Linked DNA regions of Homo sapiens: regions 2 and 3 are each linked to region 1. A link is an interaction called in ENCODE POLR2A ChIA-PET data of the cell type or tissue named here. Cell type or tissue: GM12878. All regions are shown on one strand. Links, peaks and the distances in the headings refer to the core of each region. The heading gives the core; the rest is flanking DNA.

Region 1 (10,147 bases), core at 4,138-8,137:
TGATTTATCACATTTATTGACTTGCATATGTTAAACCATCCCTGCATCCCTGGTATGAAACCCACTTGATCATGGTGGATTATCTTTTTGATATACTGTTGGATCTGGTTAGCTAGTATTTTGTTAATAATTTTTGTATCTACATTCACCAGGGATATTGGTCTGTAGTTTTCTTTTTTTGTTATGTCCTTTCCTTGTTTTGGTATTAGGGTGATATTGGCTTCATAGAGTGATTTAGGGGGGATTCCTTCTTTCTAGATTGTGGAATAATTTCAACAGGATTGGTAACAATTCTTCCTTGAGTGTCTGATAGAATTCAGCTGTGAATCCATCTGGTCCTAGATATTTTTTTTGTTGGTAATTTTTTTATTACCATTTCAATCTCACTGCTTGTTATTGGTCTTTTCAGGGTTTCTATTTCTTCCTGATTTGAGCTAGGAGGGTTGTATAGTTCATGGAATATATCCATCTGCTCTAGGTTTTCTAGTTTATGCATGTAAAGGTGTTCATAATAGCCTTGAATGATCTTTTGTATTTCTGTGGTATCAGTTGTAATATCTCCTGTTTCATTTTTAATTGAGCTTATTTGGATATTCTCTCTTCTTTTCTTGGTTAATCTCACTAATGTTCTATCAATTTTATTTATCTTTTAAAATAACCAGGTTTTTGTTTATTTATCTTTTGTTTTTTTTGTTTCATTTTCATTTAGTTCTGCTCTGTTCTTGGTTATTTGTTTTCTTTTGCTGGGTTTAAGTTTGGTTTGTTCTTGTTTCTCTCATTCCTTAAAGTGTGACCTTAGATTGTCTATTTGTGCACTTTCAGACTTAGCACCACCTTTGCTGTATCCCAGAGGTTTTGATGGGTTGTGTCATTATTATCATTCAGCTCAAAGAATGCTTTTATTTCTATCTTGATTTCATTGTTCACTCAACAATCATTCGGGAGCAGTTTATTTAATTTCCATGTATTTGCATGGTTTTGAGGGTTCCTTTTGGAGTTGAGTTCCAATTTTATTTCGCTGTGATCTGAGAGAGCTCTCGATATAATTTCAATTTTCTTAAATTTATTGAGACTTGTTTTGTGGCCTATCATATGGTCTATCTTGGAGAATGTTCCATGTGCTGATGAATATAATGTGTATTTTGTAGTTTTTGGGTAGAATGCTCTGTAAATATCTGTTAAGTCCATTTGTTCCAGGGTATAGTTTAAATCCATTGTTTCTTTGTTGACTTTCTGTCTTGATGATCCATCTAGTGCTGTCAGTGGAGTACTGAAGTTCTCCACTATTAATCTATTGCTGTCTACCTCATTTCTTAGGTCTAGTAGTAATTGTTTTATAAATTTGGGAGATCCAGTGTTATGTGCATATATATTTAGGATTGTGATATTTTCCTGTTGGACAAGCCTCTTTATCATTATATGTCCCTCTTCATCTTTTTTAACTGCTTTAAAGCTTGTTTTGCCTGATATAAGAATATCTACTCCCACTCACTTTTTATGTCCATTTGCATGAAATATCTTTTTCCACCCCTTTGCCTTAATTTTATGTGAGTCCTTATGTGTTAGGTGAGTCTTTTGAAGACAGCAGATACTTGGTTGGTGAATTCCTATCCATCCTGCCATTCTGTATCTTTTCAGTGGAGCATTTAGGCCATTAACATTCAATGTTAGTATTGAGATGTGAGGGACTGTTCTATTCATTATGCTATTTTTCCACCTTTTAAAACAAATTTATTGTGTTTTATAGGTCTGTGAGATTTATGCTCTAAAGAGGGTCTATTTTGGTGTATTTATGGGATTTGTTTCAATATTTAGTGCTCCTTTTAGCAGTTCTTCTAGTGCTGCCTTGATAGTGGCAAATTCTATCAGCATTTGTTTGTCTGAAAAAGACTGTATCTTTCCTTCATTTCTGAAGCTTAGTTTCATTAGATACACAGCTCTTTCCTGATAATTGTTTTGTTTAAGGAGGCTGAAGATAGGGCCCCAATCCTTTCTAGCTTATAAAGTTTCTGCTGAGAAATCTGCTGTTAATCTGATGATAGGTTTTTCTTTATAGGTTACCTGGTGCTTTTGCCTAACAGCTTTTAAGATTCATTCCTTCATCTTGACTTTAGATAACCTGATGTCTATGTGCCTAAGTGATGATCTTTTTGTGATAAATTTCCCAGGTGTTGTTTGAGTTTCTTGTATTTGGATGTCTAAGTCTCTAGCAAGGCTGGGGATGTTTTCCTCAATTATTTCTTCAAATATGTTTTCCAAACTTTTAGATTTCTCTTCTTCCTCAGAAACACCAATCATTCTTAGGTTTGGTCATTTAACATAATCCCAAATTTCTTGGAGGCTTTTTTCATTTTTTTTTTCTTTTTTCTTTGTCTTTATTGGATTGTGTTAATTTGAAAACCTTGTCTTCAAGATCTAAAGTTCTTTCTTCTGCTTGCTCAAGTCTATTGCTGAGACTTTCCAGTGCATTTTGCATTTTTCTAAGTGTGTCCTTTATTTCCAGAGGTTTTGATTGGTTTTTATTTATGCCATCTATTTTACTGAAGATTTTTCCTTTCATATCTTGTATCTTTTTTTATTTCATTAAGTTGGACTTCACCTTTCTCTGATGCCTCTTTGATTAGCTTAATAATCAACCTTCTGAATTCTTTTTCAGGTAAATCAGGGATTTCTTCTTGGTTTGGATCCACTGCTGATGAGCTAGTGTGATCTTTTGGATGTGCTAAAGAAACTTCTTTTGTCATATTACCAGAATTGTTTTTCTGGTTCCTTCTTATTTGGGTAGACTATGTCAGAGAGAAGATCTGGGGCTCAAGGGCTGCTGTTCAGATTCTTTTGTCCCACAGGGTGCTTCTTTGATGTAGTGCCATCCCCTTTTTCCTAGGGATGTGATTTCCTGAGAGCAGAACTGTAGTGATTGTTATTTCTCTTCTGGATCTAGCCACCCAGCAGAGCTACTGGGCTGGTACCAGGGGATTTCTGCACAGAGTCCTGTGATGTGATCCTTCTTCAGGTCTCTCAGCCATGGATAGCAGCACCTGCTTTGGTGGAGGTGGCAGCGGAGTGAAATTGACTCTGTGAAGGTTCTTAGTTGTAGTTTTGTTTATTGTACTAGTTTTTTGCTGGTTGGTCTCCTTCCAGAAGGTGAACTTCCAAGAGAGCATCAGCTGTGGTAGTATAGGGAGGATCAGGTGGTGGGCAGGGCCTTGGAACTCCCAAGACAATATGTCCTTTGTCTTCGGATATCAGGGCGGGTAGAAAAAGACCATCAGGTGGGGGCAGGGTTAGGCAGGTCTGAGCTCAGACTATCCTTGGGTGGGGCTTGCTGTAGACACTGTTGGGAATGGAGTGTGTGGTTCTCAGACCAATGGAGTTATGTTCCTAGGGGGATTATGACTGCCTCTGCCTTGTCTTGTAGGCCACCAGGGAAGTGGGGGAAATCCAGCAGTTACAGGCCTCACCCAGCTCCCACATATCCCAAAGGCCAGTCTCACTCTTGCTGTGGCCCCCTCTACAGCACCAAGTTTGTTTCCAGGCAGTGGGTGAACAGGGCTGATAACTTGCTCCAGGCTACCAATCTCCAGCTGTAAAAGCAAGCAGGGCTTTCAGGTTTCATGGCTCCCCACCTGCCACAGCTTCTGTGCTGTGTCTGCACTCCAGATTCACCCCTCCCTCAAGTTCCATCCAGGAAACTTTGTGTTCAGTTGAAGTTGTTACACAGTTCAGCTAAAAGTTTCCTCCCTGTGGTCTTTTCCCAGTTCCTCTGGCAGCACTCCCCAAGGACCTCTGTGAGACAAAGTCAGAAATGGTTTCCCTGGGGACCAAGAGAGCCACAGGGCTCTTCTAGCTGCTTCTTCTACCCTTGTATTTTGCTCAGCTTTCTAGAATTGTCTCAACCCCGGGTAAAGTCAAATCCTTCTCTTGTGATCTGAACCTTCAGGTTCCCCAGTGAGAGTGTGTGTTTGGGGGTGGATGATCCCCCTTTCACACTTTCACACTTTGGCTGTCTCTCGGGGCCTGCAAGAGTGATTCACTTCCTTCAGAGGGTCTGTGAATTCTCTCAGATTTCCTGGTATGTTCCTGTGATAGATGTGGGAGCAAAAGTTCACGATGTGAGTCTCCACATGCTGCTCTCTGTCTGAATGGGAGCTGCAGTTTAGTCCTGCCTCATATCTGCCATTTTCCCCAACCTGTCTCCATTCCTGTTTTTAGCAATAGGAAGACTCACAGAGATACAGCAGCCTAGACTTCAACCAGCTTGTCATCTCCAATCAATTATTTGTGGATACATTGAGCACTGTGCTGACAGGCTCAGCTTTAATGTCATGATCTGTGAGTAATGTCTGCCATGACTTTGATTATATATTTTCCACATACCTATCATAAGTGTAAAGGGCTGTAAACCCAGACATTAATAATTATATAATTACTTTAGCCTGTTATTGTTTGTATCAGCAAAAACAAGGTAATAACTGTCCAATAATTGGGGGTAGGTTAGATAAGTTATATGTAATGTAGCAATATTTGACTATTAAAATATAATCTATACATTTATCAGATGATTGAAAAGATGTTTATGATTATTATGTGAAAAAATGAGTTTCAAGTTGTATAAAATATGATCACATTTTTCAAATGGATTGTTGAGATAGGATGTATGTTGAGACACTATTTACATATGTAAATATAAAGCAGGTCAGAGCTCAGAGCTCTTCCTCATCTCTTTATTTTCTTTTCTACTGCTTCCTAGGAATTTTGTGTTTTGTTTTTTCTTATATTGTTATTGTTGTTGTTACAGTTATTATTTCATTCTGTTTTGTTTTGTTTGTGCCTTTTTAAGGTAGGAAAAAAGAGAGAGAGAATCTGTTAGACTAGTAAAGTATTACATTTTTGCTATAAAAGGCATCAATATAATCAAAGGGTTTTTTGCCTGTAAATGTTTAATTCTGATTTTTACAAAACATCCCTTCTAAATAAAGCACAGAATGAAAGGCCCTGACACCACCTTTTCAAGAGTGGAAACCAATAAACTAGCAGAGAGAAAAAATGGTAAAAAGGGAGCCCAGAGGGAGCCCATCTGAGGCAAACCTGGATGAACTGACACATAACTCAGAGGAGAAAGTAAAGGACTGTTCTGTATCATCTTCCAAGCTTGGTACATCTTGAACATCTAGTAGTAAAGTTTTCTCAATGTACTTAGCCTTAATATCCTTCAAGATGTCACTAGCATAACTAAAGGATATGTGTGCTTATGGGTGTGTTTTCAGAAAGAAAGTCAGAAATAATGTCTACCAAAGTGTTAACAGTAATTATCCAAGAGTAGTGATATTATGCATAGTTCTTACATTATTTTTGCTTATTTATATTTTCTAACTTTTTTCTACAATAAACACAGAGAGTTTTAAATGAGATTTTTAAAATTATAGCTATGATTTTAAAAGAGAGAAAGAAAAATCATACAAAGGAGATTTCAGAAAAGAAGATTCCCATATTCTCCCATGTTTTCTTCTTCATGGCAGGTAATAGAACATGTTCTTACTTCTGGAAACTGCAAAGCTGGAAGGGATCTTAGAGGTGATATGGTTCCTCCTTCTCATTTTATACATGAAGGAACTCAGGTCTAAGATGCTTAGTATTGCTCCCACTCAAGGTTCACAGCAGCAGAACAAAAAGTAATTTACATTTGTTGATTCTTAATTTAATACTTTTATAATGTGGCAGAAAAAACAGCATCATAAAAGTTTAAGATTCTACAGTGTCTCCAGTTAATTCTATCCAAAAATAAAAAATTAAAATAGGAGGTTTGTTGGCCAATAACAAAAGAATGGAGGCAGCAAAGCTGGAAATATATGCCCAATCAACTTGGAGACATTGTCTTAAATTTATCGCCAATCTTCTGGGATATATTGAATGGATATACAGCTATAAGCTGCCCTCTTTAAACTAAACACTGCACTATATTCTTGCCCTTTATAACAACTTCCTCAGTGAAACCTGCCCTGTGATTATATCCTCCTCATCTGTCCCAAGAGAATAAGGCAAAAATATTATTAAAACCTTAGCTTTTTTCAGTGTCATCTCTTAAATATATCTGTTTCTGACTCATAGGCAGTATTTTCCTTTTATCTATTTCTTACTCATATGAATGAAGCTTTAAAGAAAATTTTACACTGATGCATGCCTCCAACTTGCCTCAGGTAAAATGAATGAGACAACATCTACACAGCACTTTGAGCTCCCCAGACAGGGACATCAGAAATGAGCAGTAGCCTTGCTCTTGTCAAAGATATCAACTGAGCCTGGCAAGACTCCAAACCATAGAATAACTTTCCTGACCCCTCATCTGTATCTCTCAACTAGATACAGAATTGAAAATAGGAACCAGTCATTTGGGGTAAAACATATGCCAAAATAGTTCTGCAGCGTGGGTAAGAAAAAGGGTGAGATGTGCAAAGGGGAAGCTCTCTGAAAGCAGAGAATATAATTAAGTCAACTTTCAAATTCAAATGTACTTCTTCCTTTCCCACATGTTCTAAATCAGACCTCTTTCCCATAGGGCTGCAGATGGTGCCTCTAGGGCTGGCTGTCACTGATCTCTGAAGGGTAAAACTGAACTGAAACCTACAAGCTTCACACCTGTGGGGTCAGCTTCATTAACAACTTTGACCTTTGCTCGTTTTTAAGAGCTGCCCCAACAAATATCACTGCAAACAAGGTGCACCCTGACTCTTTGGTGATATATCACCTTCTCTTTTCACCTTGACCCTTTGGTCATATATCACCTGACCCTTTGGTGATACATTACCTTCTTGGCAATCTAATTTTAAGTCTCACTTCATGTTAATCCAGGACAGGGATCTTAAGTCAGTCTTGAACTCTCTTTGTAAAACCTAAGGGAGGTTTAACTACTAATTTACTGCTTGGACCTCAATTAACATCTGTTTTTAAAAATCACTTAACATTGCCACAAAATAATAGTTCTATGCTTCTCTGACAGATTTCATCACCTCAGTTTTCCAACTTTTGACCCAACTACAGTTAAAGCATGAAAAAGACACATTGGTAAGGCCAGCTAGTGGTCACGTCACACATAAATTACCACTTTCTACTGTAGGAACTGTCTCCATCTGTAGGAAAAACCTGGAGAATCCTGTAAATAGCAGAAATATTATAACAAATCTTTGGTGAATGGAGGAAAGTGGTGGAATTAAAGGTAGAACTATCAGAAATTACTTAAAAAAAAAAAAGGACTTGTGAGGCTTGTCCACAATACTTATCCCCATTTTACACAATAAAAAACCTAGACACAAAGAGGTTAACTTGCCCAACTTATACAACTAAATTATAAAGATTCCTATAAATATATTCTCAATATGTGAAGCACATTATACACTTTATTGAAGCATTTAGTATTTAGTGATTATCATTCTAACAATGTAGGAGAATATACTTTAAGAAATACGGAGCAAAATCATTCATTTTGAGCAAGGCCTTGGGTTGGCAGTGAATCAAGATGACAGCTTTACTATTTAAGAACAGCTCTTTGAATTGTAGAAATAGTCCTTAATCACAGGACAAACTTGGCTCCATGGTGGAAAAGATTGTTTTGTTTTAATTCCAAATATCTATTAAGTACCTACTGCTAGTCCCCAGTACTGTGCTGATATGCCACAGATGTGCCCATCCCTTCTTTTTGCAAAATTTTGAAAATCTAATAAGGGTAGAGAAATAACCAACTTTTATGTTTTATTCTGCATTACAATTCAATGCAGAATCAAAAGATTTCCAAATAGAGCTACAAGCGAGCAGCATTTGGAACCCCAAGGAAGGAGCATGATGACCCAGGAAAATGTCAAGAATTGGATGTTGAACATTAGCCTTTCAGCCACAATCACAGACAGGAGCACTGTCTTCCAAAATAAAGAATAAGGTATGATTACAGGACTAAGCTGAACATAAAATTGGCCTCTAGATGGTCCTGGTGAGGTGAAAATGGCTAAAGGAACTTCATCAAGATTACCTGGAGAAAGTGGCCAGAGATACATTAAGGAGCAATACGGTTTGGTGCCCAATAGTAAAGAAGAGCATGCATATCGGACAGCCAACGGGAAAGAAAAAAGGAGGGAAGACAAACAAAAAACAACATGGCCAAAGCTTTGTTTAAATAATTTAATCAGCAGCTTCAATTTGATCCAGAGATAAAGGGGGATGAAATGAAACAATGAGAAGGACCAGAATAGAAAACTTGAGTAACGTGATGATATCATCAGCATCAGTTTTCTAAGTGTTTACTATGCATAGGATGTTATGATTAGTGTGAAGTAAGGCAGCCTTTGCCTTCAAAGAACATTTAGGTTAGTTAGGGAGGCAGAAAAAATGTCAGAAGATGTCCATACAGATGCTAAATGGGAGTTATATCAAAATAAGTGCTTTGGGGCCAAGAGGCAAGGAAGACAGGAGTTAAGGTAAACAGAGGATGCCATAACTGAGGCTCAAGAGAGAGAGGCAGGGATATGGAACACTCTGTAGTGCAAGTAAAGAAGGAGTAACTTGAGATTATGTTAAAGTACTATAAGCAAACCCAAACAAAGCATAACATTCTGTGAGGCATAACATATTCACCCACAAACACTAAAACCATTTGGGCCCCAGAGGCTTTTCCAGGATGTGAAGTTGCCACCAGATTTTCAACAAGCAAACGACAATTTGTTGAAGGTATGTTGTACACGCTAAGACAACATTTTTGTCACTTATACTCACCAAACTTATACTATTCTGGCCAAAAATCAGGTTCCATTTTAGAAACTGGAGAACGATGCATCTGGTATGAGTGATACGATTAATTAGAAACATCTCCTATGACAAAATGATTATCTATAAAACCGTGCATTTCATGTTGAATGAATCAGATTGCACTTATATATTATAACTTTCAGAGAATGCCATATAGCTAGCATGTGGTGGGAGTGGTCATGTATTCAGAAAATGTGAAATCAATCTCTTTTGTTTAGAAAATGGCATAGAAAATCACTTTGTTCATTTAGAAACTGCTTTATGAAAATATGTGCTGTACTTATGCAGTAAATAATTCATTTGGCTTCCAATGCAATCAAGAGCCAATCATCTCCCAAATATCCTACTTTTTGAAGTGCTAAATGTATTTCATGCTTTCCATTCAAAATGTAAATAAAATACCTATAAAAAATTTAAAACCACTGTTTTTTAACAGAAATTACAAAGTACTAAAAATCATCTTAGTACTCTGTGCTTGGCAATCAATAAAATTGTTGTGGTAAAGATATCTGGACAGAGGTGACAGTAAGCATTTACCATCAGTAGTAGACAGAATCATGGGCCCCCAAGATGTCAACATCCTAATCCCCTAAACTTTTGAATATATCATCTGATATGGCAAAGGTGACTTTGCAGATACGATAAAGTTAAGGATCTCGAGCTGGGAAGATGATCCTGTATTATCCAAGTGCGCCCAATGTAATCACAAGGGTTCTTAGAGAGGCAGGAGGGTCAAAGTCAGAGAAGGAAATGTGACCATGAAAAGCAAGGTCAGAATGAGGTGAAGGAGAGGCCATGACCTGAAGAATGCAGCCAGCCTCTAGAAGCTGGAAAAAGCAAGGAAACATTCTCCCCTGAGGTCTCCTAAGGGGACACAGCTCTGCTAACCCATTTTAGACTTCTAGCAATGTCCAGAAAACATTCTGTAGAAGACCAGACAGTGAATATTTTGGTTTTTCTGGGTCATATGGTCCCTGTTGCTCCTAAATTCTGCTGCTATAGTGCAAAAGAAGCCAAAGAAAATCTTAAAATGAATGGGCTGACAAGCTTTGTTCCAGTAAAACTGTATTTTTGAAAAGAGTGGTGGGTCAGCTTTGGCTTACAGTCTGACCCCTGAACTAAGGTATTGAAATCAACCAGTAGTAACAGACAAGGTTAAAAAATGCTCCATTAGAAAAAGGAACACTTATACACTGTTGGTGGGAGTGTAAATTAGTTCAGCCATTGTGGAAGACAGTGTTGTGATTCCTCAAAGACCTAAAGATAGAACTACCCTTAGATCCAGCAATCCCATTACTGGGTATATACCCAAAGGAATATAAATTGTTCTGTTATAAAGAAGACACTGCAGCTG
Region 2 (10,147 bases), core at 2,693-6,692, 94 kb after region 1:
TTATACAATATTACCACCACTAACTTAAAAACGGGGTCACTGGCTTGAGTCCCATTTTACAGATAGGCATACAAAGGTCACTTAATAATTTGGGATCCTTCAGAGCATCTTTGCCCCATCCTTTGCAGAGTCTGCTCTGAAATCTTGGAACTAAGAAGTTTCTCCAGTTCTGAGCCCTCACGCAATGTTTGCTACTGCTAATATACTTAAAAATAAAAAGGGGTGAATTGAGGAGATGAAGTCTTTTTCTGAGAAGACCCATAACACACTATTACGGAATGAAGTTCCCAAGAAAGTTCCCAAGCCACAAGTTTTCCAACCAAGTGCAGGTGCCATGTAACTTGTGTAACTTTGCTATTATTTCTGCTGCAGAGGAGAAAAAAATAGTATCTTTTCCTAACCCATCCCAAAGTTCACAGCTGAGAACCCTATAACAAAAGACAGAGTAACATGAGAAAAGCATAACGAATTTAATAAAATTTTTACATGATATGGGAGCTTTAGAAATGAAGACCCAAAGAAACAAGGGAAAACTGTATTTTTGTGGACAGGTGTGTAGAAGTTTGGAAGACAAAAGGATATGATCTGATGGTAATAAGCTGAGAAAACATAGCAAGTCCTGTTTGTTCAGATTCGTCTTGCCCTCTGGGTATAAGGAAGGAACCCTCCAGAACAAGGGTCTTAAGACCTCCTTTTAGAGAAGATAAATAGATAATTCTCTTATGGTCTGCTTCGGGGGAGAAAGGCAGAAGAAGGTTAGAGAGTGACCATCCTGCTTCTGCAGTTTCCAGCAGCTTAAAATAATATACCAAGGTGCCATATTTGGGGGTAGCATGCTCTGCACCCCATCACTGCTCTCGAAGCCCCCAAAAGCAATCAGCCTAGGTAGTTTAAAGCTGCTTGCTATATGATACAAAGCCTCAGAATATCAAAGCTAGAAGGACTCAGAGAGATTCTCTAAGTCAAGCCCCCTTATTTCTGGGTTCTCTCTGTCTCACGCAAACCTCTACATCACCTGCTAGGGTCAATAACTAGATGCAAGACTGTTCCCCACACTGCCCCCTTCTGGCCATCTGATCTTGAACCCAGGACTTGTTTTTTACCTAAATCTCTCTGTCTATAGTGTGATCTCTATACTTGCTGCGCAGACAGCTTACGCAATCTCTAAACACCTCCTTAGACTTCTGATACCCTAGCTCCCAAAATGTTCTTGAAACTTCTTTACCCATCTGGGGAAACTACAGAGTACAATTTCCAAGATATTTTGCCTACAAGAACCCTTACCTAACATTAAAAATTGTTGATACCCCTCCCCCATTATAGCAGATGTTTGTTTTGTATCTATTGACTGAAAAAATAATGGCCAGAAGCTTCTAGTAATTTAGCTACTTTTGAAAATACATTTGCAGCCAGGCGTGGTGGCTCACGCCTGTAATCCCAGCACATTGGGAGGCCGGGGTGGGCGGATCACTTGAGGTCAGGAGTTCGAGGCCAACCTGAGCAATATGGGAAGCTTTGTCTCTACTAAAAATACAAAATTAGCCAGGTGTGGTGATGCACGCTTGTAATCCCAGCTCCATGCCTGTAACCCCAGTTACTTGGGAGGCTGAGGCAGGAGGATTGCTTGAACCCAGGAGGTGGAGGTGGAGTGAGCCGAGATCCTGCCACTACACTCCAGTCTGGACTACAGAGTGAGACCTTATCTCAAAAAAAAAAAAAAAAAAAAAAAAAAGGAAAAAAAGTAAATACATTTGCACTTTGCTATTTGAAACAGTATCTAGTCACAGTTCAAAAATAAAATGACCAATCTGTGGGAGTCATTGTATTTATTCAGACTGTCGACATAGTGATTCTCTAATAGATTTGCCACACCTTGCACTGACGTTTATGCCCTTCCAAAGATATTCAGCCCTCTCACTGGGAACCACCAACCAGAAATATTTAACTTAATTAGGTAATTATTATCTTCAGAAAGTTAATTTTTCCTATAGATCCCTCATTCATTGAAATGGGATGTTAAATGCCACTGCTGTTACAGGAGCCACGCAATCTGACTTGTTTGACGTAAGGCACTGTAAATTACAAATATAGAAATTCTTTACTCACCTTGATAGTACAACTATATTCTGATAAAGAATTTAGAAAGCAATTGCTTAAAGGGCAGAACTCATGTTTTGTTGTTTGCTAGTTTTCCCTTCTGAAAAGCCTCATTAAGCACAAGAAGCTGAGCAGCAGTTTAGAAAAAAAAAAAAAAAGGGGGGGAAGCAAAACTGCCTTCCCAAATCCAAGAGTTCAAATGAGATTGCATACAAATTGCTGGGGTCTCTCTTCCTTCAGCCTAACAGCTATTATTCCTCCTTCTATGTGACTTGCATGGCAAACAATGGAAAGAACTCGGAGACAAAGAGCCACGACTGGTGAAGACAATAAAATCGCGGTATACATTGCTCGGGCAGTCTACCAGGCTAGTCACTGCCTCGCACATTTCTTCCACATGCTGCTGTCCATCATACAGGTGGCTTTTAAGAAGTGGGGGAAAAAAGCCATCAGTTGTCATAGAAACAGTAGCAATTTGTGCCACCTTTGTGCAAGCAGATAGGAGAGGCTTGCTGCTGCTGTTTGGCTATTGTCCAAGGACCCAGATTGAGAAACATCAACCGGCTTAAAAGGGAGCCCCTGAATTTCTGCCAAGCAAGCAAATCTGCACCCTTCAAGTGGGCTATCACATATTTGCTTAGGATTGAGGGTTAATTAAAATACAAGCCTCGATGTGGGAATGCTTTGAGAAAGACTCAACCCCCAATTCCCCTCTCCAAGGGCCACTGAAGCAACGGTAACCTTTTTACACCAGCGTCATCCTACGGGGAACAGCAGGGGTGACTCTGCTGTTAGAATTGTTAGAATATATAGCAGGTGTAACAACAACAGAGGTGTGGACCTCAGCCTGATGGGATCTGTTCTCATCAGGAGAAGCTATAATCATCTCTAAGAAATCATAATTAAATTGGTGATGAAGGCTAGCATTGGGAAAGGAACAGTTCCCAAGGGTGAGGCTGAACGGCCAAGGATCACGCTGATAGAGCCCAAGGCCGGGTGGCCATGGCTTTCTCTTAACTGATGGCCTCTTTGCGTCTGTTGCAGAATGGTTTCCCCATAAATCAGTAACCCCATCCTTCCACAGTAGGCTCTAAATGGCTGGCAATCCCTGGTGGCTCACCCAATACTGAACGCATCTGCCTGAGAGATGGGACAGAGTGGCCTTAACTATATTAACCTCATGTAAAAATTCAGGTCTGTTTGACTCATGGAGAAGAGATATGTTAGCAGACCTTCTGGGAGTCTCTCTCCTGCTCTTTATGCTTTGTCAGTACTGAAGGAAGCTGAGAGTATCCAAGGTTTGTACATACAGATCAGTGAGCCGGGAGTGGAGACTTAGCGGTTTGGTGTTAAAGCCATGGGTGACACGAGCTGGGCGGCCGGTCTGTCACCAGGCAGAAAGTCAAATCCAAATGAAGGGTAGAAGAAACTAGAGACCTGAGGGAGTGAGGTTGGGAATCACATGGAAACAGTAGGAGGCAGGGGGGCAGCCATTCGCAGGGCAAAGTTTCCAGAGGCTACAAAACAACACAACCTCACACCAGGCAAGTGGGTTGGTTTGAGGCTCGATTCTGAGCCATGGTCCAAATTCATTCAGAAGCTTTTCGCATGCTCCTGCTGGGACGAGAACAAATTGCACACCAGATCAGTCGGATTTGGCTTAGCCGCATGAGACAGAGAGTCAAAAAGAGCCCTATCTTCTTGAATTCTAGGTGTTTGGTAAGAAATAAAATATTAAAATAAGTTAAAAAGAGCCCTGACAAAAGCCAGAAATTGGCAGACCTGGGCTGCTATGGGAGTTTTGCCATAGTTGGGGACCCAGGCTCCTTTCAGCTTTCCTTTCCACTTTTAGGCTGAGGGCCTCAGCCTCAGGGTCCACAGTGGCTGTTATTTCCACAGCAGTCACAACCACATTCCAAACAGCAGGAAAGAGGGAAAAAGGCACACTCTTCCCTTTCTACAAAGGTTTGCCAGAAGTACCAGCCAACACTTCCGTGTAAAACTCACTGGCTGGAATCTAATTATATGGCCATACCTAGCTGCAAGGTGTATGGAAAACACAGTCTTTAGGCTGGATTCATTGCTACTTTGAATAAATTACTGCTGCTAAGTAAAAGAGGAAAGAGATATTTATAGGTAACTAAACGTCTCTGACAATCAAGGTATTTCTTCTAGCACTTCTGATGAGCCTCTGAGAATAGCTCAGTCATAGTCACACATTCTACAGCAAGAAGGTCTTTGCACAGTCCACAGAACAAAGCACCCTCTCCCTGAGCTGTGGAGGACAGTGCTGGAATCATGGATCCAATGGGAGGAAAGAAGTTTCAGAAAATCCCATCTATCAGAAGAGGCTCTGGAAGGTAAAGCCCCAGCAGTGAGTCATCACCACCCAGGGACTGAGTCAGTGTCAGAGCAGCTCCTGGCTTGAACCACTCTGGGTCATGCTAAAGGAGGGTCAAGCTTGGCTCCTTTAATAGCTGAGGAAACCAAGGTCATAATCATAACTTTACAAGCAATGGAATCCTTTCGCTGAATGAGTATTCACTCTCCGCAAACACTGTTCTAGGTGCTGTAGACTCAAACACTGAGAAGCATCCCTTCCTCTGAAGATGACTCCTGTATTGCAGGTGAAAGAATAGGTCAATTACAGGTTAAAAGATGGCGTGATAGTAGATGTTGCTTGTGTAGTATGGTAGAATCATCTAAATCATATAGGAAGCAAAAGAAGACTTCTCTTAAGCCGAAATCCTGCTGGGTTTTGAAAGACAAGTTGTTGAAATAACACATAAACAGGTATAAACATAAACCATGATATGTTCAAGGGGAATACTGGTGGTTCACTCTAGGTGGAACATGTGGTAAAAGTGGACAGCTAGAGATTCAATCTTGAAAAATGATAACAGCTAACAGCCTATGATGTGTCAAATTCTGTTCTAAGTGTTTTAGGTATATCAACTCATTTAATTCTCTTGACTACCTTAAGAGTAAATAGCACCATTTTATAGGTAAGGAAACTGAGTCCCAAGAGCAAGTTCACACAGCTAGTATATGACAGAACTCGGAGACAAAGAGCCACGACTGGTGAAGACAATAAAATCGCGGTATACGTTGCTTGGGCGTTCTACCAGGCTAGTCCCTGCCTAGCACATTTCTTCCACATGCTGCTGTCCACCATACAGGCGGCTTTTATGAAATGGGGGAAAAAAGCCATCAGTTGTCATAGAAACAATAGCAATTTGTGCCACCTGTGTGCAAGCAGATAGGAGAGGCTTGCTGCTGCTGTTTGGCTATTGTCCAAGGACCCAGATTGAGAAACATCAACTGGCTTAAAAGGGAGCCCCTGAATTTGAATGTAGGCAGTCTGAACCTAGGATCTGTGCTCTTAGCCACTACACAAAACTGTATCATACTACAATCTGGTAAAGGATGATTATAACTTGGAATTTGAACTTTCTTTGAAAGGGAATGAGGAACCTTTGAAGGGTTTTAAACTGAATGGTGCTAGGGACAAATTGGTGTTCTGAATCTTTTCTAAAGAAAGTGTCTCTAAGCAAGGTGCAGTGGCTCACACCTGTAATCCCAACATTTTGGAAGGCCAAGGTAAGAGGATCACTTGAGCCCTTGAAGTTCAAGACCAGTCTGGGCAAAATAGAGAAACCCTGTCTCTCCAAAAAAATAAAAAATTAGCTGGGCATGTTGGCACATACCTGTAGTCCTAGCTAATTGGGCGATTGAGGTGGGAAGATCTCTTGAGCCCAGGAGTTTGAGGTTGCAGCGAGCTATGATCTCACCACTGCACTCCAGCCTGAGCAACAGAGCAAGACCCTGTCTCAAGGAAGTCTCTCTGAAGGTGTGTGAAAGTCAGAAGGGGTGAGACTGAAGTGATGAGCCAAACTAGGACAGCTGGGACCTGAAGGCACGCAGACCTGTTTGGGTGAAGTCAGTACTAGGAAGAAGTCCCTGGGAGTACTGACATCATGAAGTCCAGTTGCATCCAACAGGGTAGACGGGCAGCTGGAGCACTGCCTCAGAGAGCCAAGTAATTGTATCAGAAGAACCCAGAAATAGACACCCAGCACAGCGTCCAGCATTTAGGAGCAAGACTCTGGTCCCAGGATAACTGGGCACAAGGAAGGCGAGAGAAGGTGATCAAAAAATGCCAGAAGGTGAGGGCAGGTGCTGTGGCTCATGCCTGTAATCCCAGCATTTTGGGAGGCTAAGGCAGGAGGATCCCTTGAGCCCAGGAGTTTGAAGCTACAGTGAGCCATGATCCCTGTACAGGGAAAGGGTTCAGGAGCTCAGGCCCTGTAGGTAACAAGACTAGGACTCAGTTACCAGAACAGCAGTATAAGCAGAGCTTAGACACAAAGAATCGGGCAAGAACCTAGTTCCTAGAACCTACTCTTAGAGTTACTACAAAGTGAAAGGGAAACCATCACAGGCGAACTCCATGAAGTAACATCAAAGCTCCCAGCTTAAAGATCCCACTGTCCTAATGTTCTGGACAAGAATTTCAGGTCAGGCTGAAAAATTGGTTCAGGAGGAGGCTCAGGGGCCTTGCCCAGGCTGCTGGAGGAAGCAGCCAAGTAGCGTGTCCCTGAATTTCTGGCCCAGTCCTAGCCCTAAGCCAACCCAACCCCCCGAACCCAGAAGTTTTCACCACAGGGCATGGGACACTAGAAACACAATGACTTAAATAGATGCTAAAAGGAATCTGGGTGAAACCACTGGAAACATTCAAATGACCGAGCCCAAGAATCTTGTATTTAATCAGGGTTCTCCAGAGGAATAGAACCAATAGGATATATACAAGGGCAGGGAAAGACCAACGTCCTTGCTCAAGCAACCAGGCAGGAAGCAAAAGGTGGCAAACTCCTTCCCCTACCTTTGTTCTACTCAGGTACTGAACAGATTATTGGATGATTCCCACCTACATTGGTAAGTATGGACCTTCTTTACTTGGTCTTCTGATTCAAATGGTAATTGCACCCTCATTGACTGTTGCAGAAATAAATTACAAATACATATAGGAAAAAGGACTTCAAAAGGCTGCGGTATCAAAGTGGCAGTTAAAGAGAAGGCAATACTCAGAGTTGCAGGTGGAGCAGCGGAAACTATGTTTATCAGCTTTACCCAGCCATCCCTCAGCCCAGTCAAGTTGACACATACAATTAACCATCTCAGAACTTGTGACCAACAAATGGATTTTGGATGCTGTCATGCCAAGTAGGCTTTCTTATCCCTAGTCTTTCAAGCGAAGTTTCATCTGGCTTTTCTCAGTAGGACCATCAAGTCCACAGAAGCCACGTCTTCCCCACTTTGACATGAGCAAGGAGATCCCAGGCATATAGCCTATAAAGGGGGTCAGACAGGGAAAGAAGCTGGAAGTGGACCAGCCAGAGTATCCCACTGGGATTTTGACAGCTGGAAGGCATGACAGAGATCTACTGTGAGCTGCACAGTGCAAGCCATCTGGATCTTGAGCAAGCAGCACAATCTTCTGACTCCCAAGAGGAGTCTAACCTCTGGGTGGTTAGTGAGGGGGAAGGTCCCTACCCAGAAAAGGTGTTGAAAAGGTGTTGCCATGTGAGAAGGATCAAGATGCAAAAGGAAGTTGGCACAGTGGAAAGAGCACAAGCCTTGGGATTGTTTATTTATTTAGGAAATATTTCTTGAGCTCCTAATACGTGTCACACTCTTCTGGGGATGCAGCAGCAAGCATTGACTTCTTGGCATGAAGTGGAAGGGAAATACCTTTACCTTCAATTTGTGGAAATGAAAACAAAATGAGGGTAGGAAGACATGGTTCCCTGTTATCCAGAAACTGACAGAGAAGCTTCAGAATTTTAGACCATTGTGAGGGAGGGCAAAAACCATAAAACAAATAAACTATACAACAACAAAAAAACTAGATTGTATCACAGTGACAAATCAAGAACAGCTGTGGAGTATCCCTTGCATTTTCTCTATTTTCTTTCTTATTATTCTAAAGTCAAGATAACAACTCTGCAGTTACAAACCATCATTTAAATGTGTATACACTACACACTGGAGACAACCTGGCCCTGAGGAGCAAAACATCATGTGTGTTCATTGCCTTGAATCTGTCACCACAAAACCAAAACCCGTGCTCTCAACGATTTCACTCTTCCTTTTCCTGTCTCTCCTGCACAGTGAAGCCTTTTCCATTTGAATTTCTTGTTTAGAATAAATATATGAGCATCCCAGTGTAAACTGAGAACAGATGTCCCTTGTATATTCTTAAAATTATAAAACATGTCTCTCCTACACCTATAGGCATTTGTTTCCTAGTACAGATCTCCACACAATCCCCTTCCCTGCCCCCCTCCCCTGAGAGAAGGAAATGCTCTGGTCATTTAAAAATGAATGAAGCCTTATTATTTTGAACTACATTTTTTGGAAGATGCAATTTTCTGTTGGGATGAAATCTGCAGAACACGACTGCAGAAAGGTTTCTAGACTGCTCAATAGCACATACACACAGTATAATAAGGCACCTGGTATGCTGATTCTTTTCAGGAGTTAAATATTTCTCTTTCCCTGTAGCTCAAACAAATGCAAAAATCCCCCAAATCGTCCTGTGCCCACTACCCCCAAAACCAGACTTCCTGATGGGGGTGTGACTTGGTGTCAAGATGAATATGCAGTGCTAGAGAGAGAGAAGAGGACCAGTGGGGAGGTTTTGTTTTTCTTACCCCCATTCCCCGCCCCAGTATTCAAGGCTGTACTAAGTTCTGGCCCTCACGGCCTCTTTCGTGCAAAACCCCGCTGTGCAGGGACTGGGGCCGTGAACAGCTCCACAATGAGGGACTCCAGGGAAGCTGGAGGAGAAACGGGGGACACAAGTGCAACACAAGAGATCAAAAGGTGGTCGCCGGCTAAAGGTGACGGGTCCGAATGAGGAAGTGGGTAGGGGGCCTTCCCTGCCCACACGTGGCCGTGACCTCCGCAGAGGGCTGCAGGAAGGAGCTCAATGCGGAACCGCGAAGGCTGCTGCAGCCCTCAGATCTAACGCCTTTGACGCGTTGGAGCTTGTCAGCGATAAAACCTGACGTGTGAAAAAAGAACAAAGGGAAGTCGGAAGGCTAGTGTATATCAAAGGAAAGGGGCTCCACGAAATGCTACAAAGAAATACTTCAGCCCAAAATGTTTTCGCAATTTGAGACGCTGATGCAGCCGCCGCTGCTCCACCTGCAACTCTGAGCGTTGCCTTCTCTTTAACTGCCACTTTGATACCGCAGCCTTTTGAAGTCCTTTTTCCTACATGTATTTGTAATTTATTTCTGCAACAGCTAGAACTTACTGTGGCTGCTGTTTACCCTCTAGTTGGGCTCTACTGCGAGGCAAGGCAAAAGTCAGGTCCGTCGGCGCCCTCTCCTGGTAAAGCTGCGAAGCTGCAGCAAACAGAGCTAAATTGGTATTTTCCCGTTTGCTGCGGCAAATTTTTATTAAAGTGTACCCTATATTTATGATTATTAAACTTTAGTGTTCGCCAGAATCGCCTGCAGGCCTCCTTAAAACAAGATGTCTAAGTCCCCACCCCCACCTCCCCCCCCCCCCCGGATTTCTGATTCACTAGGTCTGGAGTGGAGCACAATACATTTGCATTTCTAGCAAGTTCCCAGGTGATGCTGGTAGAGCACACGCCCAGAACCACCGCCAGGTACACAAGTCACTGGACAAGGTGGGAAGGCATCTTACTCAATCAATGGACCTTATTCTAAAGCGGGAAGGGCACTGAGAGTAAGTAAACTGAAAAAGGTTGCTACTTGCCAGAGTCGTAAGGGATGAAATATGTTTTCTCAGTCGCTGCTCAGGGGTTTGTGGCTGAGGCCCCAAAAACAAAAGACAGACTAAAAAGAGAAAAGCATATGAATTCATTTAAGTTAAAATTTAGGCCAGGCGCAGTAGCTGACACCTATAATCCCAGCACTTTGAGAGGCCAAGGTGGGAGGGTCGCTTGAGCCCAGGAGTTCAAGACCAACTTGGGCATCACAGGGAGACTCCACCTCTACAAAAAATAAAATAT
Region 3 (10,147 bases), core at 2,300-6,299, 110 kb after region 1:
ACTGAATGTCCTAACAAACAATTAAATGTATCTTTTTATAATCCTTATATTTATGATTCATACTTGTTCTCTTTGGAAAGCAAAGCTTGAACTCTGTCATCTCTGTTTAATTTCCCATGTCATCTTAACATATACTAGGTTAATGTATCATGATGTATCATTTAGGTAGTTTCCTGTTGTAAATAACCTATGTCTTATGTTACTTGCAGTGATGGATGTGAACGTGGTAGACATACAATGGAAGGCAAGAAGGTATCTCAACACAGCAGAACAAGACCCCATGAGGAGCCCAGAAAAAAAATAAAGAAGGTTCCTCACTGGTTAGGAATTCAAAAGCAGTCCTGGCAACCTCATAGCATCTTTACCTCAGAAGCAGGCAGCTCTGGTTACTCCACCATTTTCAGGAACAAGGTTTTTCTCTCCCCCTCTGCTGCATTTCCTCTGCGGCTCCTGATCCATCTGCCTCTACCTTCTTCCTAGCATCAAATTTCCTCCCAGGAGACAACATGAATGGGTTAAGAAGTACCCAATGAGGGCTGCTCCAACTGGACAGCATCTTTGAAACTGGGACCTCACAGATGGTCATCACAGGCCCCTGATGCCTGGGTACCCAGCGACCAACCCCAGTCTAGTCTGTCTATAGCAACATAGGTGAAGGGGAGTCTCAGGGGCTGCCTAAAGGGCTCAGAATGTGGTGAGTACTTAAGACTGCATGGATTTTCACTGTTTACATGAATATAGGACAAGTATTCACAGAACTATTAGCTAGATCTGTGAACAAAACATTAATAACATTGTATGTCCATGTCTGAACCCCTGAAATTCCAACAACCACCACCCGCCTACCAACTTGCAGCAAACCGGCTCTCTCCACAGTCTTCCCCAGATCAGGGAGAAACAATTCCATCCTTCCAGTACTCAGACTGTAAAACTGGATTCATTCTGATTCCTCTCTCACACATCCCACACCTGATCTGACAGGAAATCCTATAAACTCTGCCATTAAAATATATCCAGAAACAGGCCAGGCACAATGGCTCATGCCTCTAATCCCAGCACTTTGGGAGGTCGAGGCGGGCGGATCATGAGGTCAGGAGTTCGAGACCAGCTTGGCCTACATGGCAAAACCCTGTCTCTACTAAAAATACAAAAATTAGCTAGGTGTGGTGATGCACACCTGTAATCCCAGCTACTTGGGAGGCTGAGCTAGGAGAATCACTTGAACCCGGGAGGCACAGGCTGCAGTAAGCCAAGATCGTGCCACTGCACTCCAGCCTGGGCGACAGAGTAAGACTCTGTCTCAAAAAAAAAAAATATATATATATATATATATATGTCCAGTAATGTGCAACTTTCACAGTCTCCACCAGGATCATCACAGTCTAACCACTGCTTCCTCCAGCCTGAACTTACTGCAAGAGGCCACTCACTGGTCTCCAGGCATCCACTCTTGCTTCCCCCACGCACCCCACCACCAGTGTCTATTCTCAACAGAGCAGCCAAAATTGTCCTTTTAAACATTGGTTGGATTGTGTCTTCTGTCTGTTCAAAACTCTCCAGTATGTCCACATGGATCTCAAAATAAAACCAAAGTTCTGGCCAGGCACAGTGGTTCGTGTCTGTAATCCCAGCACTTTGGGAGGCTGAGAAGGGAGGGTGGCTGGAGCCCAGGAATTCAAGACCAGCCTGGGCAACATGGCAAAACCCCATCTCTCCAAAAAATACAGAAATTTGCTAGGCGAGGTGATGTGTGTTTGTAGTCCCACCTACTCAGGAGGCTGAGGTGGAAGGATCACTTGAACCCAGGAGGTTGAGGCTGCAATGAGCTGTGATCACGTCACTGCACTCCAGCCTGGGTGACAGAATGAGACTCTGCCAAAAAAAAAAATTCAAAGTTCTTACCACAGCCTACAAGACCTGCCATGACCTGGTCCTTCCTACCACCTGTCTCATCTTTGCACTCTCACTCACTCTGTACCAACCACACTGGCCTCCTGGATGTTTCTGGAACATACCAAACATGCTCTAATCACCAGTCTTTGCACTGGATTTTTCTTCATTCTGGGATGTTCTTCCCTTGGAACTCCACAGGGCTAACCCCCACAGTTCCTGCACATCTATCAATGATGTTTAACAAACCACCCCACTTCGCCTCTGCAGTATTCCCAATCGCCACACCTGCCCTGTGTGGTATTTTATCACATACCATGTAATTAACTTATTTGCTATCTTTAGGAAAAGGGTTTTTTTTTAAATTTTTTGTTTGCATGTTTTGTTTTCTTTTTGCTTTTGGTATCTCTTCCCCTGGTAGAATGAAAGCTCCGTGAGAAAACCTAGACGAATCTCTGAAACTTAATGCTCAATAAATGTTTGTTGGTGAATGCCTGATTTACAGGACAGCTGAAGCAGTTTATTAATTTAGAAGAGCTTATTAATTTAGAAGTTATCAACTATTGTAAAACTTCCACTGCAGTTTGAAGTTTGATGTGATGGGTTGAAAAAAACCACAATTAGCAAAGTGCACTCTCCTTTTTTTCTATTTATCTTCTAATCACCAGTCTGCTCTGATGCTGATTGACACACAGATACTGATGTGTTGTTTCCCATAAATTCACAAGCCAGTGAGTCAGTCCTTCAGGTAATAAACAGATGGCTGTCGGCCAGGTGAGATGAAAAGGCATGGTTGCCATCCTCGAGGAATTTACGTGTAGCATGCGTGATTTATTGCACTAAGGTATAAATATAAGGTATAAGAAATATCTTACTGGTTTGTTGTGGTGGTTTCTTGTGATTTTTTCTGTCTCTAAATAAAATTAAATCTGCTCCATTCCCTCTGAACCAAGCTTAGGCTGAGATTCTCTGCTGTGGGTCCCAAGGCCACTACTCTTAGCGTGTACCACTCTAGCTTCTATATGTCCTCCTTAGTGGTCCTCTTAACTCCTGAGGTGCTGTGAGGGATGTGACACAGGTCCATGACACCCTCAGAATGTTCTATTACCAGACACCCTTCCTACATCAGGGAAGCTAATCCTCCACAAGGTAAACTCTTTTTTTCAACAAAGGCAACTTCTCGTCCCTCCCTCTCAATAATCCTGAACTCCAGGCTGGCCGAGGAGACTCACGCCTGTAATTCCAGCATTTTGGGAGGCCAAGGCAGGCGAATCATGAGGTCAGGAGTTTGAGACCAGCCTGACCAACGTGGTGAAACCCCATCTCTATTTAAAAAAATACAAAAATTAGCTGGGCATGGTAGTGCGCGCCTGTAATCCCAGCTACTTGGGAGGCTGAGGCAGGAGAATCACTTGAACCCGGGAGGCGGAGCTTGCCGTGAGCTGAGATCCCGCCACTGCACTCTAGCCTGGGCAACAGAGTGAGACTCTGTCTCAAAAAAAGAAAAAAATAATAATCCTGAACTCCCAAAGATTTGTTACGTCAGCCTAAAAGGTGTTGGGCAAGGGAGGTGCTCATGTGACACAAGGAATTAGATCTTAATTCATCTCTTTACCTGATAATATGTCTGATAAGACAAAATAGCTTCACAACTGTTACAACAAAAGAAATTCTATAATGAAACTTCTAGGCTTAATGTATAAATTCTCAGACAATAAAAATTAAATATGCTAGAATTTTTTTTTTCTTGAGACGGGGTCTCACTCTGTCACCCGGGCTCCAGTGCAGTGGCATAATCTCATCTCACTGCTACCTTCGTCTCCCGGGTTCAAGAGATTCTCCTGCCTCAGCCTCCCAAGTAGCTGGGATTACAGGTGCCCACCACCACATCCAGCTATTTTTTGTATTTTTAGTAGAGACGGGGTTTCACCATGTTAGCCAGGCTGGTCTCAAACTCCTGACCTCCAGGGATCCACTTGCCTCGGCCTCCCAAAGTGCTAGGATTACAGGAATGATGCACCATGCCCAGCTAAAATAGGCGAGAATTTATCAGAGAAGTATTCCTGGAAGAAGCTGATTTTGAAACAATCCTGGAACCAATGGAAAGAGAAAGAAACTTTCCAATAAAGAGGGGACAATTTAGGGAAAATTGTTACATTATAGGGAAAATAGGGGGAGGGCACTAAGGCAGGAAATAGTGAGTCATAGATGGGGGAGGAGTTAGAAGGTTACAATGTGGGGTACCACAGTCATCAGGGGGATTCTTCACCACCGCAGAAAGGCAAGTCTGTGGTGCGTGGACTCGCCTGGAAATCAGAGCACACCAAATATGACTCAAGACCAGGTTAGATTCTGGGAAGATAAATAGGGCAATGAAATGTTCTCATGCAGCATTAGTAAAATAAGACCCACAGCAAAAAAAGAAAAGAAGACCAAATACCACAATGAAAAGTCCTGAGCATGGCATTGGGTGCTCCCTTCCAACTGAAGCATAAAATTTCAACCACATTGCTTTCCCAGAGCCACTGCAACCACTGGGTTCATCAAATCCAATTCCTCCTTTTGGTGGTCAAAAAATTGAAACCACAGAGATGCACTGACGTAGAGAAACCTGAGGCCATCTGTCCCAATTTTCTGAGATGCTGCTAGACTTTGTAGCACTTTTTTCTGCTGCAGGAGCTCAAAGCCCTTTTGAAAATACATTAATATCACAGAGGATATGCTTCTAGCAACAGGAAGGGCCTTTAACAAAGAAAAGGCACACTGTCCCCCTTCAAAGTATTTTACTGGGAGGTTATATACTTAGTCCCAGCTGCTAGTGCTTAGGGATATATCGTTTCTTTAACTTTTTTTTTTTTTTTTTTTTTTTTTTGAGACAGTGTCTTCCAGGCTGGAGTGAAGTGGTATGATCTCAGCTCACTGCAACCTCCACCCCCCCATGGCTCAAGCAAACCTCCCACCTCAGCTTGCCGAAGTGCTGGGATTACAGGTGTGAGCCATCACGCCTGACACATTTTTTCTTTATTCCTAAAATTCATTGAATCTTTATCCTTTAAGATGAATGATTGTGTGAAATAGCTTAAAGTCCTTTGTTCCTAATTACAGTGATTAAAGTAGTGATCAGACACGGTATAATACCATTTTTAAATAATAAACTAAATAAACTGGACATGGTGGCTTATGCCTATAATCCCAACACTTTGGGAGGTCAAGGTGGGAGTATCGCTTGAGGCCAGGAGCTCAAGACCAGCCTGGGCAACACAGCAAGACCTTGTATCTAGAAACAAACTTTAAAAATTAGCCCAGTAGGCCGGGTGCGGTGGCTCACTGCTGTAATCCCAGCACTCTGAGAGGCTGAGGTGGGCAGATCACCTGAGGCCAGGAGTTCGAGACCAGCCTGGCCAACATAGTGAAACCCCCTCTCTACTAAAAATACAAAAATTAGCTGAGTGTGGTGATGGGCGGCTGTAATCCCAGCTACTTGGGATTACAATTGTCCTGCTGAGGCAGGAGAATTGCTTGAATCCAGGAGGTGGAGGTTGTGGTGAACAGAGATGGTGCCACTGCACTCCATCCTAGGCAACAGAACAAGACTCCATTGAAAACAAACAAACAAACAAAAAACAAACAACAAAACAAACAAAAACAAACAAACAAAAAACCATAGCCCAGTATGGTGACATGTGCCTGTGGTCCCAACTACTTAGGAGGCTGAGGCAGGCAGATCCCTAGAGCCCAGGAGGTTGAGGCTACAGTGAGCTATAATTGTGCCATCCAGCCTGGGTGACAGAGTGATAAATAAACTAAATAGGTAAACTCAATAAACACATAAACTAAATAAATTGATTTCCTCACTTGGTTCCTTATGGAGGCTCTTCATAGACAGCTGTCAACCTCTTACTGTGTTGGACACTGAAAGAGGAATGGATGGTTTCCATGGTCCCTGCTGTCAAGAAGCGTACATTAGAAGGGAATACTTACTCAAGCAAACATGCTTCATTACCAGCAAAAGTGAAATACTATGACATGTGAGAAGAAAGCAAGCCATCTTTTTGATTTGAAGAATAAGGAAAAGCATCATAGGAAAAGTAGCATCTTAGTTGGCCGTTGGAGGAAAAACAGAATTTTAATAAGGAAAGAAAGGCATAAAAAGAGCAATCCAAGCTGAATAAGAATAACAAAGTCATGGAGATGTGAAAGTGCAGGGTAAGTTCAGGAAATAGGAAACTGCTGTGTGGTTAAAGCAATGGGCACGTGGGAGATGGTGGTGGAAGATGCAACCCGATCAGGCAGGAGCACAAACATCAGACTCTGGATTGCATCAGACCCAGGAGAGTGTTTTCAGTCAGATTTTCAACAATGACAGCCTTGTTAGAATAAGTGGGTGGCTTCCCCTGATAACTACTTTGAAGGACAACATTCACTGAGGTGCTTAAGTTCTAGGACTGCTTAAAACCAAATCAGGTCCCATTGCTTGATAATTACAGCTGATAAAATCATGTCTCTGTACAGGAAAATTTAGCACCAATTAGTTAAATCATCAGGCTTCAGAGCAGAGTCATCAGCAAAGCCACAAAGGAGGAAGAGGCTTAGTCCTGCTGGGCAGTCTGGCAAATGAAGTTACTAAGTATAAACATAAAGTCTTCCAGGCACTCCCCTTGGGAAAATCTGTTTCTCGCTTGGGGGAACTGGAGAGGTCTCTCCTAGGATCAGGAGTTACAGGGGATGAGGATGGTGGGGGTAGGGGTGCATGGACTGAGTTTGGGAAGGACCTAGCATCGTGGAGTGCTCAGGTGCAAAGGAGAGAAATCAGGAAAGAAGCCCAGTTTATCTCTAGCACCAAGGTAAGATGGAAATGGTGGGGGCACTGAAGGAAGATTGCAACTTGTTCAGCCTCTGGGTGCCCAACATGCATACCAAAGCCTCAAGATAGAGCACCCATGACAGCACAACTAATTCCAAATGCTACAAGCTTGTGGTTCAAGGCTACCAATAAAATACCCTTAGTCCCACCCACAAAGTTTCTAATTTAGTGAGCTAAATTAGACCTGAGATGGGCTGAGAATTTGATTTTCTAAGAACTTCTGAGGTGGTGCTGATGCTGCTAGTCTAAGAACCTCCGACCTAGAACTTATGAACCACAGCCCTCAGGTGACATGTTTAGTAGCTGAATCTGAGAGAAACTGCAAAGGGTAGGAGTTGACAGTTTCCAGCTCAGACTACCTGAGGGGGATCTGTATGCTCCAGAGACTGATAAACATCAAAACAAGCAACAATCCAAGACAGATAGTGATCATGCAATAAAAAGAAGGCAGAAAGGGAAGGTTAAAGGAAGGAAGCAGAGAAGGAATCTGGGCCATTTGCCTGGAGACAACCACCCAGTAGAGCAGAAAGGAGCTGCATCACTAGCCAGTCACTCGGAAGCTACAGCTCTGTTGTCACCTGGCTGCATCTAGAATCATCTACGGAGCTTTCCAAAAATGCCAGGTGCTAAGCCTCACCCCCCCAAACAAATTAAATCAGAATCCTACAGATGGGGCTCTGACTGTGGGAGTTTCTGAAAGCTCCCAGATGATTCAAACGTGCAATTAGGGTTGAGAGTCGCTGTTCTAAGGGAAATTTGATCCTGTTTAAAGAAAGAAAGAAAGAAAAAATCCAATAGAGAAATCTGTGGAAGAAGCAGTCTATCTCTACTTAACTTAAAATGTAACAAGATTTCTAAAGTGATTGCTCCTCACCTTCTTACTCTATCCTTCCCAAACCTTCAAATTCGTTTACAGCTGTGGATACATCCAGCACTGTGCCTGAGCAGTTTCTTTCTTATTTATTTATTTATTTATTTATTTATTTATTTATTTATTTATTTTAAAATAAAGATGAGGTCTTGCTATGTTGCCCAGGCTGGCCTCAAACTCCTAGGCCAAGCGAACCTCTTGCCTCAGTCTTCCAAGTACTGGAATTACAGGTGTGAGCCATTGTTCTCAGCCTATGGAGCAGCTTCTGTGCTGTTGTGCTCCCCCATGCTTTGCTTACTGTGGATCATGATTACGGATTATGGTTAACAGCAGTCAAACAAGCCTTGTAGCTGAAAATATTGAAAGAGGCCTTCTCCTAGGGCTCACTCTCTTCCTGTCTCTCGGAGGTCTGACACCAAGACAAATGGTTTTTGTCTCTGCATAGCTACAAATCTATGGATCATTTATTTTATATTAGATTAAAAATGTGAGCTTAAGAGTCAATGCTGCCAAGCATGGTGCCTCATGCCTGTAATCCCAGCAACTCTGGAAGCAGAAGGATCTCTTGAGCCCAGGAGGTCAAGGCTGCAGTGAGCTATGATCACACCACTGCACTACAGCCTGGGTGACAAAGTGAGACCCTGTCTCTAAAAACATTTAAAAGAGTAAAAGTAAAAAAGGGTCAATGCCCTTACAAAAGAGATTTCTAGAGCATCTAGTCAAATTTTATATATCTATGTCTGAGCATACTGAAGAATAAGTGAAATGTTATATGAAACTGCAATATATAAATAGATAAAAAGAAGCATTATAGAACTGTGTATGATGTTATTATTTGTGTTAATAAAAGAAAGAGGTGGGGCAATATGGGGGAATATCTCCAAAAATATAGATAATAGATTGTGACATTGGTTTACTCTAATGTGGGGCAGATTAGTGAGGAGACTTTTTGCTATGTGCTCTTTTCTACCTCTTGAATTTTGAATCACTTACATGGATTACCTATTCAAAAATAAAATTTTTTGAATTAACTTTTTATAGTGGGGCCTGTTCTGGTTAAAACAGTCTGGACCTTCCTTTTCAACCTCTTCCCCTCATCCCAAGCCCTCACACCCAGACAAAGATCCATGAAGATTTCTAAACCCATGATGTTCCTCAGACGACGCCTCCCCCACATGGGGTTTGGTGGAGAACTGCTAAACCATTTCACTCCCACATTTTTGTTTTCTTATTTTTTGTAATGACAGGTCTCACTATGTTGCCAAGCCTGGTCTCGAACTCCTGGCCTCAAGCAATCCTCCCTCCTTGGCCTCCCAAAGTGCTGGGATTATAGGGGTAAGCCACCACATCTGGTCCAACCGCACATTTTTGAGCAGCCAGAACTGATAGAGAGAGAGACCCAGTGACTTGTTCAAAGTCACACAGCTAACATATACATCAAAATCTGATTATTTCTCCAGTGTTTTTTTTTCTTTGCCCCCTCAAACATTTAATCCTTTCAACACAGCCTCTCAGATACTTGATGAACTTCTATACCTATGCCAAAGAGATAGCATTAGTACAAACACAACAACAGCGGCAGAAAAAAATGTACGGACCAGACACCAACTAAGTAAACACAAGCCGCCCAGTCACAACATTAATTATACAACAGCAACAGTCCTCACCACTTGTGAGCTGTTTACCACTGCAGTATAAAAAGGTTTATGTAGCTTATCTGAGTGTTTTGTGGCATGCGTCACAAGACAAACATTTGGAAGATGAAAGCTCCATACACAGATTTCTTTGGTGCTGGCACAGCCCTAATGACCACTAGGTGGCAGTAATGTCCTAACAACAATACTGCTGCTGACCTAGAACCCTTAGAAAGTGTAACAATGAATTAATATCACACAACTGACTACACATCTGAATACACAGCCTTAGTACAAAGCTCCAAATAATTCATTCGTTTGATAAGTTGTGCTACCATTGTAACAGCTAAGAATGTTTTAGTTTATGTCACAAGTAGGCTCAAATCAACAGCCTTTGGGCAGAATCTGGTCAGCAATGTGTTTGTCTAGGGTAGTATTTGGTTTTGTTGTTTTGTTTTAATCTGTAATGCTTTTTGGCAAGCCCTCTCTAATTTGCCAGAACTCCCATCATTCTTCAATATCTTATTCCATGCCCCACACATGTGTATGGCCCTGGAAGGCATTTGAGATTGGGATCCCTGCTAGAATATCTTTGTCTGAAATACACAGTGACTGTGCATTGCAGTCTAGCTGGTCTGGTCAACTCTCTTGGGCTTTTCCACCTCCATTTATTTATTTATTTATTTTGGAGACAGAGTCTCACTCTGTCACCCAGGCTGGAGTGCAGTGGCATGATCTCGGCTCACTGCAACCTCTGCCCCCAGGTTTCTAGAGATTCTCCTCCCTCAGCCTCCTGTGTAGCTGCGACTACAGGTGCATGTGCATGCTTTTTTTTTTTTTTTTCAGATGGAATCTCCTGTCCCCCAGGCTGGAGAGCAGTAGCGCAAC

Evidence for each region. Peaks named below come from ENCODE experiments on the same cell type or tissue, not always from the same donor. Only the 100,000 strongest peaks of a DNase experiment are listed, where the experiment ranks them.
Region 2: POLR2A ChIA-PET joins it to region 1 with 129 read pairs; 1 of 35 experiments calls an interaction of 5 or more read pairs at or near these places.
Region 3: POLR2A ChIA-PET joins it to region 1 with 5 read pairs; 1 of 35 experiments calls an interaction of 5 or more read pairs at or near these places.

Annotation. Positions count from the first base shown.
Region 1 is chr1:101,404,277-101,414,423 of GRCh38, reverse strand. No RefSeq gene overlaps it. Among named protein-coding and RNA genes, the nearest start is that of LINC01307, 86 kb to the right of the region's middle. RefSeq lists enhancers at 3,674-3,753, 4,054-4,103, 4,124-4,173. In GM12878, for the core only: a CTCF peak has its summit at 7,972 (motif pointing right); a DNase peak (open chromatin) is centred at 6,523; H3K4me3 peaks cover 1,242 bases; H3K27ac peaks cover 3,847 bases.
Region 2 is chr1:101,308,763-101,318,909 of GRCh38, reverse strand. It overlaps LOC102723784 (a long non-coding RNA gene), which reads left to right and starts at 9,755. Exons shown (of 6, transcript XR_947643.3): 1 at 9,755-9,861. RefSeq lists an enhancer at 6,553-6,632 and a silencer at 9,323-9,617. In GM12878, for the core only: no CTCF peak of the experiment used is centred there; DNase peaks (open chromatin) are centred at 4,311 and 4,556; H3K4me3 peaks cover 386 bases; H3K27ac peaks cover 692 bases.
Region 3 is chr1:101,287,902-101,298,048 of GRCh38, reverse strand. LOC102723784 (a long non-coding RNA gene) reads left to right here. Exons shown (of 6, transcript XR_947643.3): 6 at 210-2,388. Among named protein-coding and RNA genes, the nearest start is that of LINC01307, 31 kb to the left of the region's middle. RefSeq lists enhancers at 4,065-4,134, 4,275-4,364. In GM12878, for the core only: no CTCF peak of the experiment used is centred there; a DNase peak (open chromatin) is centred at 4,308; H3K27ac peaks cover 2,962 bases.